Regions from separate parts of the Mus musculus genome. Here region 1 is linked to region 2. A link is a contact called in ENCODE Hi-C or POLR2A ChIA-PET data. All regions are on one chromosome and are shown on one strand. The core of a region is the stretch at or near the end of the contact, and the rest is flanking DNA. Distances in the headings are between cores, read along the strand shown.

Region 1 (5,461 bases), core at 809-3,308, 38 kb before region 2:
GAACTCTTCCAAAGCTGCAGATTAACTAGGGAAGCTTACAGGGAACCTTGGAAATCCAGGTTGTCAAGATGGGCAGGGACAGTCCTTTGACCAATGAAGATGAAGGTCCATCTTTATCTCCTGTAGAGAATTCTCAACGATACTTTATAGATACTGTACAGTTTTCTAAGAAGGCCCCTGAAGACGCTCTGTCTCAACAATGACCTTGATAGTGAACCTTTCTATCAGTGTCCCCCCTCCCTCCCCCACACTGTCCCGAATTTCTCATTCCTGTGCTTGTGCAATGCCCTTTCTCTCTGCACTTCTAAACTTCCTCTCTCACTGGGCTCTGATTTATCATGTCACTGTAACTCTATTAGCTGGGAAGCATTTGGGGATGTTGTCAGGATAACAGGATCTGCAGCAAATGAGGTTGTATTGAATTATTTATCGTTCAGCTAAAGTCGAGATAGCCACAGCAGAAGAGCTGGTTTGTAAAATCTTGGACTAATCTGTCTGTTGCTTTGGAGCGTTTGTCGTCGTCATATTCATTTTTTTCTTGTGGTTGAAAATTATAAATTTGAACGCTCCAAAGGAAAATATGTGTGCAACCATTCAGTTCAGAGCCTCAAGCCTATAGCTAAGAATTATCTGTTTCCTCTAATATATAATTACGTAGCTGCAAAGCTGCAATTCTGGGATTCATGAATTTATTTAATAAGTTTATTCACACACGGTTTAAAACACATAAATACATAATTCCAACCCTCCCTTTTTCTTTCAAAAATAGATCAAGGATTTCTACTTGTGATATCTAAGTCTCAGCTTTTGAAGTTGGCCTGTTTTTTGTTTTTGCCAGGAATTAGTTCCTAAAAAGATGATTTTGAACTCAACAACAAGCAAAGCAAATGGTTTGGGGTGGTGCTGGAGGATATTGGGGAGTCCCAGGGCCTTTGGAGTGCTAAATGTGTGCTTTGCTTAAGATCTACAGCTCTTGCTCACTACAGAGAATTGCTAGATGGTCTGAGTGGGGGAAGGAGGTGGGAGGTCGCTGTTAACCTCTAGGATAGCCCAGGCCGGTGTGTCATTTTCCTTGTAATACTGATGCCATTTGGGAAATTAGTATGTAATAAGAACTCAGGCAAAAGGGGAGGGAAGAGTTCTATGGCTTTTTAATACCTGTGGATTTTGTCCCAATTAGCATTTTTACTGTCCAAATACCTACTCTCAAAAGAAGTGTGACGGCAGCAGGCAGTGAAATATCTTTTGCGTACCTTTAATACCCAATACTAAGCTTGAACATCTGGCAACTCAACACACTTTGCTCATGAATCCTAGAAAACAGCGTAATTATACACTCAAGCAAACAAGTCAAGAGAAAGGCTGTTTCCTGTTAAGAATTCCGGGGAGCATCAAAGTTAAAGCTCCCTTCTGCATCTATGCTCTTTTTAATCGCCACTGGTGTCTCCATTACACTTGCGATTACCCGGGTTGATAGTCTGTGAGAGACCATCCCAGGCACAGCGTATGGAGGGCCGCCCCTCCCCCCCCCCCATAAAAATAAAACAAGGAAAGGTACAGCAAGGCACGCAACCAACATTACAGAGCGATGACCTTGTATTGTTAAAAAGTCAAGGAAATAGCCTGCCTTGCAAGCCGCCCGTGTTCGTCCGTGTGTCACCCTCCCTAGTCGCAGATGTACTTGACACCCTTGGTTCTAGCATCTCCTCTGGCCTGCTGTACACCACCCTACCAAAGCTTGCAGTGAGAAAGCAGGGTCTTGCCCGGAGACCCGGGCTCACAGGATGGTGCAGGTGGGCTGGTATGCTGGCTTGCCTGTTGATTATGGACCCTGCAATATGCAACTGTAGGCTGAGCGCCACCAACCAGCACAGCCGGGTTCTCCGGGACAGTACCTTGCTTACAAGCAGGAGCCGCGGCCTCCAGCCCGCAGGCTGGGGGCGGGGGCCTCGGCCCAGTGCCCACCCCCTGTGCTCCCAGCGTCTGCTCCTACTACCAGCCGGTTGTAGCCGGCCGGGAGCGCGCTTTCTAACGTAACCCGCCCGCGGGAACAATCTGTCCCTTCCAGCCTATCTCCGGAGGGGCATTACAGCCGGGGCGCCCTCCTCACCCACCCTATGGCCTAAACGGGTCTTTAGATGTTTTTTCAAAACCAGATCGTAGTCTGCAGGGACGCTAGGCGGGAAAGGCTGGGAGGACTCCTTTTCGCCGCCAGCTTGCGGCTCCGGGCACACAAATTAGGCCGGAGCAGCAGAGTCGAGTCCTCTTCCCGTGGCAAGGGGCTCTGTGTGTGCGGGATCAGGGGAGGTGAGAGAGGACCCTGGCGTCCCAGGTCCCAGCGGCGGCGGCGCTAGCGGCTAGGCAGGTGCCCCCGGGCGCGCAGTCTGATTGGCAGGTGCAGGAGTGGGTGGGGAAGGCGGGCCTGGCGCTGCGGGAGGCTGCAGCCCCGCCTCCCCGCCCCCGCCGCGGGACTATCTGGTCCCGGCAGCAGCGATGTCCCCCGGCAGGAATGTCCCTCCTCAGATAATGTTATTTATATCTCTGGGCGGGTCCGCGGCTCCGCTGCACCAGGCGCCCGGCGGCCACTGTGCCAGGAGCCCCGTGCTGCCCTCCTCCCCCTGCGCCGCCGCCCCCGGGCTCGGGGTAGCCGCCGCTTCAGCCCCAGCGCAGGTGAGTCCCCGAGGGCCGCGCGACGGGAGGGAGCTGGGTGCCCCGGAGCCAGCGCCGGGGAGTGCGGGGCCCAGGGGGCGGGTGACGCGACAGCCCGGTGGGGGCCTGGCCCCGGGTGCCTAGCACGGGGCGGGAGGGGTGAGGAGCCCAGGAGGCCCTGGCGGCTGCGGCAGTCGTCACCCCGGGACGCGGGAACCCGCGTGGGTTTCGCAGGCGCTGGGCGAGCAGGGCGCTAGCTTTGGGAAGCCAGCTAGTAGAGTGTCGCCGTGGGGCACGGGGAGTGGGTTTGGGGGGTTTGTGCTCTTGGCCGCCTCCCCCAGGACCCTCGCCTGGGAGCAAAGTTGGGGGGGGGGGCTGCCTGTCGTCGGTCTAAGGACTGTCCGCGTCTGTGCCTCCTGCTGCCTGGTTTCTCAAACCCCCGGGCGTGTCGGATCCTCTTCTGGAACTTGGCTAGCGCGCTCCAGGGCTGCCCAGTGCCAAGGCTGGGAGGACAGTTCAGGGCAGCAGAGGGGGCCGGGCCTCAGGATGTCAGGCAGGACGTGCAGAGTGGCCCAGTGTAGACTGAGAAGGGAGAGATCAAGTGTCCCAGGACTATACTTCAAGGACCCCCACCTTTTCCCTTTGAGTTCCTTATCTCCAAGCTACTGCCCACTCTACGGTTACCCTTCGTGCCAGTTCCAGCAACTTGGCCCCGGAGAAATAGCAGAAAATGGAAGAAACAAGAGCTCTAACACAATCCTCAAGTCCCACCAACTTACCCAGACTTCCCAAAGGGGAAATAGCTACGAGGCTTGAGTACAGTTTCCGTGACAACAAGCCTTAGGTAGGGCCTTGATTTATAGTCTATTAATATCCAAACCACTGTTTTCAGTGAGCAATTAGAGGTGCTACAGTTAATAACACCCTTAACTCACTGAAGGGATATGGAAAGAAGCCATTGTTTTAGATGCATCCGGCAGGGTGGGATGGGATTATATAGTGATGGTCTCTTTTTTACTAAGAACTTCAGTGGGGAGAGGATACGGCTGTCACCTCCACGCTAGGAGGCAGCCACACAAAACCCCTGCCTGTGCAATGGATGTATATAGTTCAGTTTCCAAGGGAGGTGATTCAGATAGCTCCTGAATGAGAGGAGCCTTCAGGGAAGAAAAAAAAATCGAGGCACATTTAAGCTGTTCTCTTAGGCTATCCTTAGCGTCACGGATCGCTCAGAATTTTAATCTAGAATTCTCTTTTCACTGCTCTATGACTACGACCCAGGGTAGTCATCTCCTATTCCAGGATCAGACTTCATATGCTTTTCCAATGAGCCCTGATTTCCAGAATGTTATGGGAAACTCTTACAAGTGTAGACTGTTTGTTCACTATGTACTGAATGCCCAGCACCCACAGAGGCTTGGGGACTAGCTAACAAAAGGAACAGTAAACTTAGAACAGAGAAGAGCCCACCAATCTCCAGATGAGGCCAATCGTTTATACAAAGTGTTATCACATTCCAGTGTTGAGTAAAGCACAGTTGAAAGGAGAGGGACCCTTTTGCTGGTGCACCTCCCTTTATCAGTGGCCCAGTGGTAGTGGCTGGGGATGAGCCAGTCCAGTTAATCTTGAGTTCTCTGAAGACATAGAGTCCACTCAAGGAATTGAAAGCACCCAAAAACTCCCAGGCATTCAGGCTGGGCCTTGCTGCGCAGGCATGTTGAGTTCTCCCCAGTGACTTGCCCAGGGGAGAGCTGGGATACCGCTTTTTGCTCTGGTCATTGCTTTGTGTAGGTGTTCTGAAGGTGTCCGGTGGAACCAACACACCTGTTGGATTGTTCGCTTGGGGCTGAAGGCGTAATAGGGGGCTGACTCCCACCTGCCATCACGCTTGACAAAATGAATGTGGCTATTTTATGGAAACTAGGTGTGAGCGAAAGCTTTGAACTAATGTCAGTGTCTGTCACAATTTTGGAAAATAGTAGGTTTTTGATGAATAAAAAGAATAATAGCTTTCATTTAGTCTATCTTTTATGTACTTGTGGCTGACTGGTAGTGGATTCTCAGATAGTCTTTGTTGACTGAATGAGAGAATGAGTGATCAAGGTTGCCTTATATGGCACTTAATTATCAACTCTGCAAGGTCACTCATATTATCCCATTTTAAAAAGCAAAGAGAGCGCGGCTGGTGAGATGGCTCAGTGGGTAAGGGTGTTTGTTGTTCGAGCCTTGTGATGCGCTCCACAAAGTTGTCTTTTGACCTCCACAAGTGTCCCAGTACTCATGCACACACGTACACCACAATAATTCATTTTTTAAAGTAAATTTTCAGGGAATTAAATAACTTGTTCATCCCACACAGCTGATGAGAGATGCAGTGAGGCCAGGATTCCTTGGTCTGTTGTCCTTTTAAGATTAGACGCTCAGCAGGGGATGCAGAATAGGTTGGGAAGATTTGCTTATAGCACTGGCTTATCACGGTCTTCACTCCTTGAACCTAAGGTCGTAATTTTGCTTATGTCAGAGAAGTTTAAAATCTATTACCTCAAGGCAGCATTGAACATTTATTTGCTCAAAAGTTTCTAGCCCGGCGGCCTCTTATTTTCAGGTCATTGTTTCAAGGACAGAATTATAATTTTGGCAATAGTCAAACATAAACTAAAAAAAAAAAAAAGATTTTCCTTTCAGTCCTGGAAGTGGCCAGAAGGGCTTGGTGATGCATAGGGACAGTGTGGTAGGACAGAGGGTGACTATAAAAAATTCATGAGGCCAATAGGACTGGAGTTGGAAGGAACCTTGGAGGTCACTGGTTCCA
Region 2 (5,663 bases), core at 2,797-5,296:
TCAACACAAACCTGATTAGGCGTCATGATGCCAGACTTGGGAGATGTGGGGAGGAATCACATCCTGAAGTGACTATACATATAGACAAATGATTTGATAATTGTGAGAAATATTAAGGATACTGACTGTAGAGATGGCTGCCTGAGTTGTGTGTGTGTTGGGGGGTGGCTCAGCACCGACTTCAGATGGTTTCTAATTGTGTATAAGTCTAAGATCTGATGGTTTGGGCCTCCAAGGACACATGCATGCATGTGACATGCACACACATACACATAATTAAAATATTTTTAAAAGAGAAAGAGATGTGAAGATAGTCGGGCATGGGGGTGTATCTGTAATCCCAGCACTTGGGAAGCTGTGACAGTCAAGAGAGTAAGTTCTAGAATAGCCCAGACCGTTACATAGAAACTTCTTAGGAAGCCCGGACTACGACGTAGCAAGGCCCTGGTCTCAAAACATACCAACACATGCCAAAATAGAAGAATTAAAGAACGGAGACATGTAGGTGGGCGTCTGACTCCTGATAGCTCAGTAGTTGGCTGCAGACCACTCTCCACCTTAACGTACATGCTGCAGGGGCACACCCCCACCCCTGCTCTGGGACTGTGGGGAGCCCCTGATGTCCCTTTTTTTCACCTTATCAGCAAAACTGTAGGCCAGATTGGAATCTGCTGGTGGAGCTGACTTCTTTGTGTTGCCATTGTGCAAGAATGTGAAGGATCAGTGAAACCAAGCCTACCTCGGACTTATGTTTAGATCCAGTTGGAAGGACTCGTGAATGTGGCTCACACAGGACCTGAATGGGCTCAGCAGAGCCTTTTCCTGCCATTGTCCTATTACAATGAAGCTGTGAGTTTAGGAGAGCACGGGCCACTGCCTACCTCTGCCCACAGTATTCAGCCCTGAACTTTCCAGGTGCTCAATAAATATTAATTGAATTAATCAGCTGCTACAGCTCAGGTCCACACGTTCCTCAGCTCTGTGCTTTTTATCCAGTTACAAATCCCGACAGGCTGCACCTTGCGGAGCCTGGATCCTGCCTCTTTTCAAAACAGTACAGTTTAGGCAGCCATGTGTTGTCTGTTGCAAAGTACGAGGTCCCCTTTATCTTGTACAGATAGGCCAGACTTTGAGGGTCTTTCCAACCTCTCTCTCCTCTCCTACCCTGATGTTTACTGATTCTTTCAAAGGGTGAGCAGAGAGTGAGGTTCCGTCCCCGCTCCACTCCTGGGCCAGGGTGTTTAATTACTGTGTAGTCTTTGTTCTGTGGTGGAGATCAGGCTTCTCTGTGTAGGGAGAAGGGAATTCCAGACAGCCCGATGCATTATAGTCAAGTTACTTACCACAAGTCAGGAGTAACAGTTCTCTGCTTTCATTCTGATTACAGGTGATTCAGGGACGGGGCGTCTAGTGTTTCATGAGAGACCTTAGGCTGTGCTCGCAACCATGCGTTACAGCGGTAGGTCTCACTCTTTTAACGACCAGGAAGGCACTGCCTGTTTTATTTACATTCATTGGTCTACTTACTTTATGCATAAAATGTAAAATGTGTCTTTTTGAAAGTCAATATTGGCCCCAATGTCTGACCATATCTAATAAATAATTTTCACGCATTAGAAATATAAACGATAATTTTAAAAAGGCTCAGAAACAAAGAAAGTAGATGAGCCCGTGGCAAGCTTATTATTTCACAGTGTCAGAAACATACAGGAGGGCTTTTGAGCCTTAAATGTCATTTCACGTTGTCAAAGGCTGCTGCCGTTTGGCAAGCCTGTGAGCTCAGTGATCCTACTGTCTCACTGATCCTGTCGTGCCACAAAAGGGCTAAAGGATGCCTTTGGTCTCATCTCTGGAATGCTAGAGTTTGGTAAAACTTGCTATGTGGGGATTCAGCACAGAGCTTAGGGGATATTTATGAAATGAATTATATCATTCAAAGCCTAGCAAGGTTTGTTTTTGTTTTCTAGCTGTTGGGCATCAGGACAATGGCAGGCGGTCTAAGAAAGGGCGGTGATATAGCTTTATGAGGAGGTTTGCAGCTTCCAGAGCTGCATGCTCTGTGGTCGGTGTCTACCCCGTCTGTATCCACCAGACGTGGTGTGTGCGAGTTCATAATGTATGTGCCAATAGGCAGACACAGAATTATCAATCTTTTGGCGGGCTCAATAACCACTTGTGCACAAAAGCACAAGCTAGTCCTGTGGATCTTTCCCGATAAAGAGGTCCTACATGCACTGGGTGTAGCAACCCGTGTGAGGCACAGGGAGATAAGCAAGAGGAGTCAGCCAGTTCTGCTGTGTCTAGATAATGGAGAGAACTCGGGGCGGGGGTGGGGGGAGCTTAGTGCGTGTGGGCTGCCCCAGCCTGGCTTGGGTAGTGCATGTGGGCTGCCCCAGCCTGGCTTGGGTAGCCATTACTCAGATCATTGGGTTCCTGGTTTTCCAAGACGATTTTTGTTCCTTTAATGAGAGGCATGTGGTATGAGAGCAACAGTTCAAGGACATAGTCTCTGGGTCTTATTTCTGTTGGGCTAGTGACATGAATCACCTGGGACTTTTAGGAACAGCAGCTTCCTCTCTGTTTCTGAAGTAGCATCCTGTGGCCACCAAAGGAACTGGGCACCTTTCCCACTGCAGAGATCAGGTGGAGCCCTTGGGGATCATTTGGGTATATTTTAGAAACATTTGGTTATTTTTTTTTATATATAGAAATAGCGTTAGGCAGAGGAGAAGAGTAAGTGTGACTTTTACACTAGGAGGAATTTACAGCAGGCACCAGCATCCCCTTTATATTCTATGTCTATTAAAGCCCTCGTAAGCGTTAGTGTGAATTACCGGGCTGTTAAGAAAACTGAAATGTATCAATAGAGTCCCAAAATGATTCTGTGAGACCAGCAGCGGGCAGGTGGAGGTCACATTTCACCCTTCCTTCTTTTGCTGGTGTGGCCTTGGATGACTTCTGTAAGCCTCAGTTTGTAAATGGATTGAAGGTGAGAGGTGCTTGTAGGGGCTGGGATGGGAGTCACTTGGTAGAGAGCATAGTGCTGGTCTCAGTACACAATACATCTGTGTTCTCGACACTCAGGAAGCAAGGCAGGACGAGCAGAAGTTTATGGTCAGTTTCAGCTACACACTGAGCTTGAGGCTAGCCCAGGCTGCATGAGACCCTGTCTCAAAAGCAGACAGAAGTCACTCATAGGAGTGGACCAAAAGACAGTGTAGTGGGCTCTTAGGGCTGTTTCACCCCTGTACTAAATATGAGTCATGTTGCTTTCAGTGATGGTGTCCTATAGCTGTCTGTTATTAGAGATCTACTTCCTGTTGTGTGTGGGGCTTGATCCCTTCATGCCTGTGTGGATAGTTTATAACAGACATCCATCCATTCATTGGCAGTCAAGTGTAAATGTAAAGGCAGAGGTGGGTTTCTTGCTGGCTGTGTTTATGCCATGACCATGGCCAAGCCGTTCTCGGAGAGAAAGGCTATTTCTTGCTGTTTATCCCTTGCTTCTCTCCTCAACTGGCACCATTCTGAGGTACCAATAGTCCACCATCGTTAGCCTCAATTCTCAATCGTAGCCTTTTTTGGTTGGGGTTCTCTAAGGGCTTGGCATACATCAACATCTATAATTAAAAACAATCAAATAAAATATATTAGGTTGGCAGGAAGGAGATATATCAAATTAACGGTTCCTGTATAAACACAGTTCTCTTCTGGGATGGGGGGGGGGGGTCTGGTGGTGGTAGCTGTGTATAGAGTCCTGGCAAAGACTGGGAAGTCTGTACAGTTTTTATTTGTTCTGTTTTCATTTTGTTTGAGATAAAGCCTCAGCATGTCACCCAGGTTGGCTTCCTAGTTACGGTCTTCCTACTTGTCCTCCAGAGCATCGAGTTTGTAGGCAAGAACGGGCAACTTCTTACCTATAATGGTGAGCATGTGGTGGTTTGGGTCAAAGCCCACAAGCTAATGCCAAGGATACTAACGATGGTTTCTCTAGGCCTATCAGCTGCTTGGTGGGTGTGTTGCTGAGGTGAGCCAAGCAGCATTTCCCTCTGCCAATCCTGTCCTCCCTCGGAGCCCAGCTCTTAGGCCTTGTCTGAAGGGAGCCATTAAGCCAAGCCCGAAGCCTGCACTAACTGAACAGGGTGTCACAACCGGGCCTTCCCTGGCATCAGAAGCTAGCACTGAGATGAAAGCGGAACTGTGGTGGTGCTGAGACCACGTAGACAGGAAAAGGGTAGGAAGAAAGGCTTTTATTGTGAAGAATTGTGGCAAACATTCCCTTCTAGTGTACTAAAACCATCCTTTTTTTTTTAATGTAAAATGAGAAAAAGGGGTCAGCAACAATCTAAAGAATTGCTTGGCAAGCCTGTCAGTTTGCATAGCTATGGGACCCTCTGCCCCTTCCCCAGTATCTCACCTCAGATATCCAGATAGAAGCTGCTGCTGCCCCTGCCTGTCCCCAGCTTCACAGAATCCATGAGGAATGCAAAGGATAGATGGCCTGCCTAACAGGCATCCCGCAGTAGGGTCGACACACGGAAGACACCCAGACAAGGCATGGTGGCAGAGCTTGTGCAGGTGCCGTGGATAATAGGCTTCTGGTGACGAAAAACAAGACAACAGACAAACCAAAAGACTGTACTCGTGTACGAGCCGTGAACAGAGGGAAGAGTAGTTAATAACTGGAGAAGTGAGGTACAAGAGGGGCTGACACTTGGTTCTGAGACAGCGCAGTGAGCATGCAGGCACCCAGGCACTCCATCAAGGACTTTACACCTTGTCTCCCTTGATCGAGGCAACAGTGCTGGGAGGTGATACCTGCTATTCACTCCACTTTATAGATGAAGAAATAGAGACGCACAGAGTTTAAGCAGCCTAAGGCCACACAGTTAGTAAGGGGCTGTGTCCAGCTATCCCCAGGCAGTGTATGTTCAGATGTGCCACGAAATGCTGCCTGGTTCAGAGCACCAGATCAGAGCCACCCTGGTCTAGTCTTTCTGCACATGCTATCTCTGGCTCTTTCTGGATAGTAGCTCAAGCCACTCCTGAACGGAAGATTCCTGTCGCCTTGGGTTAGTGGACACTGGAGCCCGGCTGGTGTTTTGGAGTTGCTATACACTGTTTTAGCGGGGATAGGCTCATTTCTCCACACGTTGCTGACACCCTCTCCCAGCTTATGCGTCCACCACTCTGGCTGCGCCCACATGCCTCCCAGGAACAGGTGGCCCTCTGCAGTCTCGCAGCCATTGCTCCAAGAGGAGCTATTTGGAATCAGGCCACTTTAAGAGAAGAATGTGATCTTGGGTACTTGGCAGCAGCTCAGCCCTGATTATCTGATGGCAGAGGTACTTATGTTAAGTCCAGTGTGGGAGCTTCTGGGGAGCCCACGTACAGTGCCCAGAATTTAGGGGTAGTCTCTGGCTGCTTCCAGATGATAAAATTTGCCGCGTTCTTTAACAGATACGGGGAGAGCGGTATCAAAGCACAACACCTTGTGGAGCCTCCTGCTTGAAGCCCTCATGTCTGCCACACACCGGGCTTTCCCTCCTGCAAATAAGTGGGTGTGTTTCATATTAAAGAAAGCCCGTGGGGGAAAACATGAAAGCAGGACTTCAGATGCCCCCCCCCCCCCGGCCTGACTGCAGACATATCTCTTCTGCTTC

Evidence for each region. A loop is a pair of places that touch in the nucleus more often than their neighbours do. ChIA-PET counts read pairs that join two places held with the same protein, here RNA polymerase II (POLR2A).
Region 1: a loop to region 2 is called in a map of heart, with 2.3 times the contacts of the local background. The contact joins the promoter of Sptb here to the enhancer-like site in region 2. A Hi-C loop is called at or near these places in 7 of 37 maps with a recorded cell type or tissue (heart and left cerebral cortex). POLR2A ChIA-PET finds 5 or more read pairs at or near these places in 2 of 5 experiments (Patski and embryonic stem cell).

What each region holds. Positions count from the first base shown.
Region 1 is chr12:76,707,144-76,712,604 of GRCm38, reverse strand. Sptb (spectrin beta, erythrocytic) reads left to right here and starts at 2,058. Exons shown (of 36, transcript NM_013675.3): 1 at 2,058-2,670.
Region 2 is chr12:76,670,548-76,676,210 of GRCm38, reverse strand. All of the region lies in intron 1 of Sptb (spectrin beta, erythrocytic), which reads left to right. Among named protein-coding and RNA genes, the nearest start is that of Sptb, 37 kb to the left of the region's middle. Within about 2 kb of position 4,046, at least 1 of the 3 ENCODE cell types and tissues checked has a DNase peak (open chromatin) inside an H3K27ac peak, as active enhancers do.